2 separate regions of the Homo sapiens genome follow, and region 1 is linked to region 2. A link is a contact called in ENCODE Hi-C or POLR2A ChIA-PET data. All regions are on one chromosome and are shown on one strand. Each heading gives the region's core, a stretch centred on a gene start or an enhancer-like site at or near the end of the contact. The rest is flanking DNA. Distances are from core to core; before and after follow the strand shown. Region 1 has its middle 150 kb from the start of MIR4693. Region 2 has its middle 49 kb from the start of MIR4693.

Region 1 (3,330 bases), core at 19-2,518, 100 kb after region 2:
TTTACTTTTAGCTCAGACCACAAGAAAAAAATCTACATCTTTCTATTTTGAAAACACATGTTTAATCAAGACCATCACCTAAACTATGATTTTTTAAAACTAAAGGTGAGATTACATTCAAACAAATTTGTAAACATTTTATGTAAGTATGCACTCAGCTTTAACGTTTACCATCTTCTGAGCAGCCACCTAGATCTCTCAGCATACAGGTGATGAAATTTTGTGTAATGGATAGACGTACACACACACACACACACACACACACACACACACACACACACATTCAGGTTTCTGCTTCCAAACCTTTTTTCTCTACTTCTAATACTCTACATTCTTCTTGGTTACATCTATGGCATTTCGTTGTTGACATACAATTGCTACGATTTCCCTCAATGCATTCATTCATTCTTCACCCAACTCTGCTTCCAGGAGGTGGCATGGCTGGACCAGGTACTCAGGTTAATACTAAATAAATGTTCTGCTGATCCTCGCAGACTTAATTTTTATCATCATTTGCCACAGTTCTGAGAAGGCTAGCCAAGAACTTGGCCTGATGTGTAAATGTGCAATCTCAACGATTTACAACATCAAATAATAAACCTCAATCTTTTCACTGGGAAATCAGTGTCTCCTACCCTTGTCTGCATGGTAGCTATGTGAACGTGCAATTGCAAAGACATTTGGGGGAAAAAAAATCATGGAAACATTTGCATCCCTTCAGTCAGAGCCATTTCTGCAGTTCTTACTGGAACATTCCTAAGGGTGAGCTTGCTGAATTTTGACAACAAGAAAATGTCAGCCAGAGAATGATATTTAACTCATTTGCACTGTAGTTTGCAGTGCACAAGGTGCCAATTAAAAAGCCAGAGGAGAGGCAGAAGAGCCTGTCTCTCAGCTTGGCTGGAGTAAGATATGATATTAATTATTAAAGGGACTCAAAATTAACAACAGCTAAGACAGAAGAAGTGCTACTTTCAAGTACAACAGGAGCTGAAATGCTGCACTGAGAATTGAGTTAAGCTGAAATGGTTTCTAGCTGCAACAAAAGGGAGTTAGAAAGCTGTCAAGAAATGTTCCCCAGCAGGGTTATTAAATGCCTAAATGATTACTGATGGAGGTTGTGAAATCTTGTTTTCTGGAGGTTTAAGAAACAAAAAGAATAGCCAAGTATTTTATAAGGCATTTACTGTGTGTGACAGTCCTGCATTAGACACTGTGATTCAGCCATGAACTAGAAGGCAAAGTTCTGGCCAACAGAAAGCTCACATTCCAGGACTGCAGTCTTTCCTTAGTCACAGAGGCGTCCATGTCCTCAGTCTGCCCACTATGCACCTATTAACTCATCAGATCTGCATCTCTAGATTCATCTCCTCTATGCCAGGTATTATACCAGTCAACACTTTATGTATTTCATCCTCATGACAACTCCACATGGTAAGAATTATTTTATTCATTTTACCAATTAAAAACTGAAACTAAATTAGATATGCAATTTAATTAAGATTACAAAGCCATGTGGGGTAGATTTGAGATTAGGTTTTTTAATTGCAAGACTAATACACTGTTTTTCCATCTCACCCTGCTACCTCTATTCTGTCTCCTCACCACTGGGGCTACCCAAGGCTTGGACATGCTATGTGTTATTCCCTCCTGCATCTATCATCTCATAAGGCAGGAGTATTTTTAGCAATGCTTCTTGGTATCATGAATGTTTAACTGGAGCCCAGATAGTGCCCAGATCTTTGTGCTTTCACCATTTAGTGATTCTAGTGGGAGGAAGTTCAACGGAGGTAAGCTGGTATGAAAGAGATCTGAAGGTGGCAGAACCTGTCACATCTCTCAAATTACATAGCATAGGGTGGGGTGGGGCGGGGGTAACTTCTGTGACTGTGGCCTAGCTCTGTATTATTGGAAGTGGTGAGAGAGAGATTAATTTAGGCCCTCTCCAAAAGACAAAGAAAAATATCCAAAAGTACATTTGTAAAATGGTTACTTGGAACTCAGAATGAGTATTTACAAAGAAGTTAAGCTAGTGGGATGATATCAATAAAAATGGCAGAGTGAAAAACTGGGTACCATAGCACATACCTGTAGTCCCAGCTACTCAGGAGCACAAGCAGTTCAAAGCCAGCCTGGGCAACGTAAGGAGACTCTGTCTCCAAAAAAAGAAGGAAGGAAGGAAGGAAGGAAGGAAGGAAGGAAGGAAGGAAGGAAGGAAGGAAGGAAGGGAGGGAAGGAGGGAAGGGAGGGAAGGAGGGAAGGAGGGAAGGAGGGAGGGAAGGAGGGAGGGAGGGAGGGAAAGAAGGAGGGAAAGGCCGAGTGAGGTCCTCTGAAACTTTTCTCCTCCATAAAAGCAATGGAAAAACATGACAAAAATTCTAAGAATCTACACTGGAAATTAACAAAAGGCTTTCTGCAAGCCAGAGAGATTTCATTGAAAAAATAGAGCAGAATACTAATAAGAACAGCATGCTTTGTGGCATTTAAACTCAACATATTTCCACCTTTCCCTCTCAGCTCCATGGGAGCTTAAAAGCCAACATCCTACAATCATGATGAAAACCGGCAGCCTGGCAGTCAGTGGAGAGGGCAGAATGAGGTTGGAGCACCTTCAAAGCCTCATTCGTGAGAATTTTCATTATGCGACCTGCTGGTGGATTCTGGAATACCAATTATTTAGCTGGACTCAGACATCTGCTGTACAACATTGTGTTTATGGTTAACAATGTATATTGTACACTTAAAAATTTGTTAAGAGAGTAGATCTCATGTTATGTGTTTTTTACCACAACAAAAAAGCACTCAGATTAGAAAGGAAGAAGCAAAGCTATCTGTATTTGCCATAATCTTATTTGTAGAAAATCTTAATGAATCCACAAAAAAATTAGGAAAGCTGGTAATCAAGTTCAGCAAAGTTGCAGGATACAGGGATTTCTGTACAATAGCAATGATCATTCTGAAAATGAAATATCAAGAAAATCTACTTACAGTAGCATCGAAAATAATAAATGCATCAAAAGAAGTAGAAGAGTGATTAAACTATGAATGATTAAAGACTACTTAAATAAATGTAAGTGTATCTCCTGCTCATAGATTAGAAGATAATATTGTTAAGATGACAATAGTCCCCAAATCAATGTACAGATTCAAATTCAATGTAATATTTATTAAAATCCCAGATGACTTCTTTGCAGAAATTTACAAGCTGACTCTAAAGTTCATATGAAAGTGCAAGTGACATAAGATAGCCAAAAATCTTGAAAAAGAACAAAGTTGGATAGCCCACACTTCCCAATTTCAAAACTGGCTACAAAACAATAATAATCAAGA
Region 2 (3,723 bases), core at 931-3,430:
TTCCTTCAGTAGCTTCTCCACAGCCATGGTGGGAGATGGCAGAAACAGCCAGCATCACTTCTGGGAGGTGGACCACAGAAGAGAAAAAGAAACAACAGACCCAATAGGGTAGGTAAAGGATGCCCTCCTTCACTCAGGAGAAACAGTTCTTTCCTTCTCAGTCTCCTCTGAGAGGAATTTGAAGAGATAGAGTTGGGGGTTGAGAATAGGCTGGAGTGGCTATAGAGTGAGTGGGGACAAAGTCAAGGAACTTCTGTGTGTGTGTGTGTGTGTGTGTGTGTGTGTGTGTGTGTGTGTTTGCATGTCTGTTTATTGTCACTGTAAATCTATTGTTTACCCCTAAGATCTGGCCTGGTTAAACAACAACAACAAAGGTCTGCTTCAGTTTTTGGGAGGACCTTCTAAGTAGATTTCTGAATTAGGCCTCTCTTCAATTGTCTGGGGTCCCTTTCACATGAAGACTTTTCTGAAGTGGTCCTAACTCCATCACTTAAAGTGCTGTTCTAGCTTACAGGTCCACCAACGGAGGACCTAGATGGTTAGTTGTGATTTCTGAGGGGAGTGGTGGTGGTCATTATTGTCATTTTCCAGATGATGGGTAATCAATGTAGACAAAGGCTCTCCCTGGCAAAGTGACAAGAGTATAAGGAATCAGGAGGTGTTAATTAGCCTTTCGTGGCTCAGCTTCTTCATCTGTGAAACTGAGGTGATTCTTACAGTGTAGTGTGCAACAGAATCATCTGCAGAACTAAAAACAAAAAGAGCAGCTACTTGAGCTTCATAAATACCAAGTTAGAATAACTGCAGGTGAATTTCAAAAGAGCTCCATAGGCATGTCCACCCCACTGGTTAAGGACCACTGAACCATATTTTTCTCCAGGTTCCCTTTCACCTTTGAAATGCTATTGTTCCTCATAAATTTGTATATAATGTTTGTGGAAGATTAAATAGGCACAGTACATATTAAAATTTGTGAGACTTTTAACTTTTTTTAAATAGAAATTTATCCCAAAGAAATTAGGTAATGCACACAAACATGTGTAGTCCAGAATAATTATTCTTGATTATGAAAGCAAACCATTGAGACAACACCAACAATTAACAATAAGATCTTATTTATGAGATAAATTGTGGTATATCCCTAAAACAAGTTACAATTAGTCAATGAAAATTTAATTTTAAGAGACTAATTAATGATATGGAAAATGTTCATAATATATTTGTAAAATAAAAGCAAATTAAAAAATATATGCAAGTGTGGTTGTATATGGTTATAAGTGTGTGAAAATTTATGCTGAATGAAAGATGCTAGACACAAAAGAGTATACATGGTGTGACTCCACTTATGTAAAACTCTAAAAATGACAAATCCAATCTATAGTGGAAAAAAGAACAGTGGTTGCCTGAAACAAAGTAGACATTAGAACTGGACACAAGGCAACTTTTCGAAGTGATGGGAATGCTTTTTATTTTGGTCCTGATGGTGGTTACATGGGCATATAATTTGAAAACTTAAAGTGGGTACATTGTATGGTCTGAAAATTATTCTTCAATTAAAAATATATTTTCTTTCAACTATGTAAAAATGAATATCTAGAAAATTTTTTTGTATAAATACCTAAATTCTAAGCTGCTAAAACAAGTAAACTACTGAAACAAAATGAGGTGAACACTATTCCTTCCATTTTTTACAACTATATGTGCCTGTGCTTTTAAAAAAATACTGGACATATGTAAATATAAATACAAATGGTGGTTATTATGTTTGATGGTGGAATTAGAATTTTTATTATACTTTTCTATGGCTTTTTTTCAAAATTTCTAAAATGAACATGTTATAATTTTTACTAGAAGAAAATAATCATTTTTAAATGTCTGTTTAGAAGATGTTAAGCTGAACACAAAAGCACTGGAAGAACAGATGAACCAAGAGTTTCATTGTTAAGTTATTCTTATCTCTAATAAAATGTGACCTTTATTAAAAAGAAAAAAAAAAACCAGCAGCAGCAATAACAACGTGGGCGAAAAGTGACCGGGTGGGAATGTGCACTGGAGTTATTGAGGGAGCCAAATACACATTCAAAGCTCGTGGGCATGTGGGAATGTCTGTTTCCTTTCATTGAGATGGGCGGAATCTTGGCCAGTTGTAGCAGAATCTCTGGCCTATTTTTGTTCAAGAACTAAGGCCTGTTGCCTTCCCCAGCTGGCGCCCCCCTGTTGTCAGCCCACTGTACTCCAACGTTTCCTGGGTCTGTACAGAGCACAGGTCTGTACATCTCATAGCACAGGTCTGTAAATCCTACACCACAGCCAACTGTTCACAGTGCCCTGGGCAATGGGGAAAAAAAGAAAAGAAAAGAAACACCAGCACTAACCAAGGGACATGCCAGAGATAAAGGAAATGACACAGGCAGTTGCTCTGGAATAAATAAGCAGAGGGGAAAAATGTGGCTGGGAACCTCAACAAGGATGCAGGAGAGGAAGTAAACAAGCAAACAAAGCTCAAGGCTGAGATGTCCTGGAACAAAAGCCCAGCACCTAGGGGAGGATAAAAATCTCACCAGGACCACAGGAAATAGAGAACTTCCTTGGTAGAATCAACTTGACAAATATCCTACAGAGCCATCGATTGTGAAGTCCTGGTCAGCTCTCTGGGTCTGTTCGCTCCTGAAGAATGGGGTGGCTTAAATCCAGGTGGCTGCTTAACAGGATAAACTCAGAAGTGTCCAGACCTAGATGCCAAGTCTAGCACTCCCAGTTGTGATGTAGGGGGTACAATTCTCATAGAATACAAAGAAAGGTGTCCCCCTGGGGTGGCATACATGCTAAGGGTCACTTCCTAAACCTCATCCATAAAATGAGGTTAATCATACCTGCCTCAGATTCTGTAGTACAGGTCAATGACATGATTATGGATTACCCAGTTTCTCCGGGGCCCACTAACTTCTCGTCTAATTGAGATTGCAGTAATAGTTTTGTTGTCTTTTTCCCCTTCCTGTTAGGCTTTGTTAGGAGAATACTCAAGTCTGCTTACACTTAAATTTTTGGAGATTTTTCTAATGACTTAACGCTTTAGAATTTTATTTACTCTTCCCTCCTTTCCTAGAATCCAGACACGGCCTCATCAGATAAGACTAGAAACAGCTCCAGGTCAAAGACAACTCCTCTGTAGTTAGAATTATCACTTCCCTTCAGCCCCGATACTTGATTATCAGATCAAAACTCTGGTGTCCGACTCATCTTTCCTTAGAAGGAGTTCTTGGCTAAGAAACTTCTCAGCCTCTCATGTAAATGGGTTTCTGTTGGACACAAATTTTGGCTATAGGTGCAAGTTTGTTGAACAGTGCCTGCCTATTTCATACTAAGCTCTCAGGAAAAGGAAAAGTAGATCTCACTGTCCACTTGGAAATGATGGTCATGTGAATGAAAGACCAGGGTGAATGCTCTCTTCCCACAGACCAATCATCTTTTCAGATGTTTGAACCTACAAGGATCCTGAGAGATTTTAAGGGATGAGGGACTAAAAGAAAAGGATGCATTTTGTTTTTGTTTAGGTTTTTTTTTCAACACTTAGTTAATAGTCAAATAGGGGCTCTCAGATTTCTTAGCATATTTCAACTATTTCCACCCAGAACTAGCCTCTAGTTAAAATACGTTATTAAGCACTGATTTTATGGGAAGAGAATACTTAGAAAGTTTAAATTATTTTTAAATTATGGTTCT

The links. A loop is a pair of places that touch in the nucleus more often than their neighbours do. ChIA-PET counts read pairs that join two places held with the same protein, here RNA polymerase II (POLR2A). Pooled maps may share reads with other maps.
Region 1: a map of heart left ventricle shows a loop between it and region 2 (2.1-fold over the local background). The contact joins two enhancer-like sites. A Hi-C loop is called at or near these places in 10 of 168 maps with a recorded cell type or tissue (Calu3, aorta, cardiac septum and 3 more) and 6 of 50 pooled maps. POLR2A ChIA-PET finds 5 or more read pairs at or near these places in 1 of 52 experiments (OCI-LY7).

The regions. Positions count from the first base shown.
Region 1 is chr11:103,698,634-103,701,963 of GRCh38, reverse strand. No RefSeq gene overlaps it. Among named protein-coding and RNA genes, the nearest start is that of MIR4693, 150 kb to the left of the region's middle. Within about 2 kb of position 1,268, at least 4 of the 41 ENCODE cell types and tissues checked have a DNase peak (open chromatin) inside an H3K27ac peak, as active enhancers do.
Region 2 is chr11:103,799,373-103,803,095 of GRCh38, reverse strand. No RefSeq gene overlaps it. Among named protein-coding and RNA genes, the nearest start is that of MIR4693, 49 kb to the left of the region's middle. Within about 2 kb of position 2,180, at least 5 of the 41 ENCODE cell types and tissues checked have a DNase peak (open chromatin) inside an H3K27ac peak, as active enhancers do.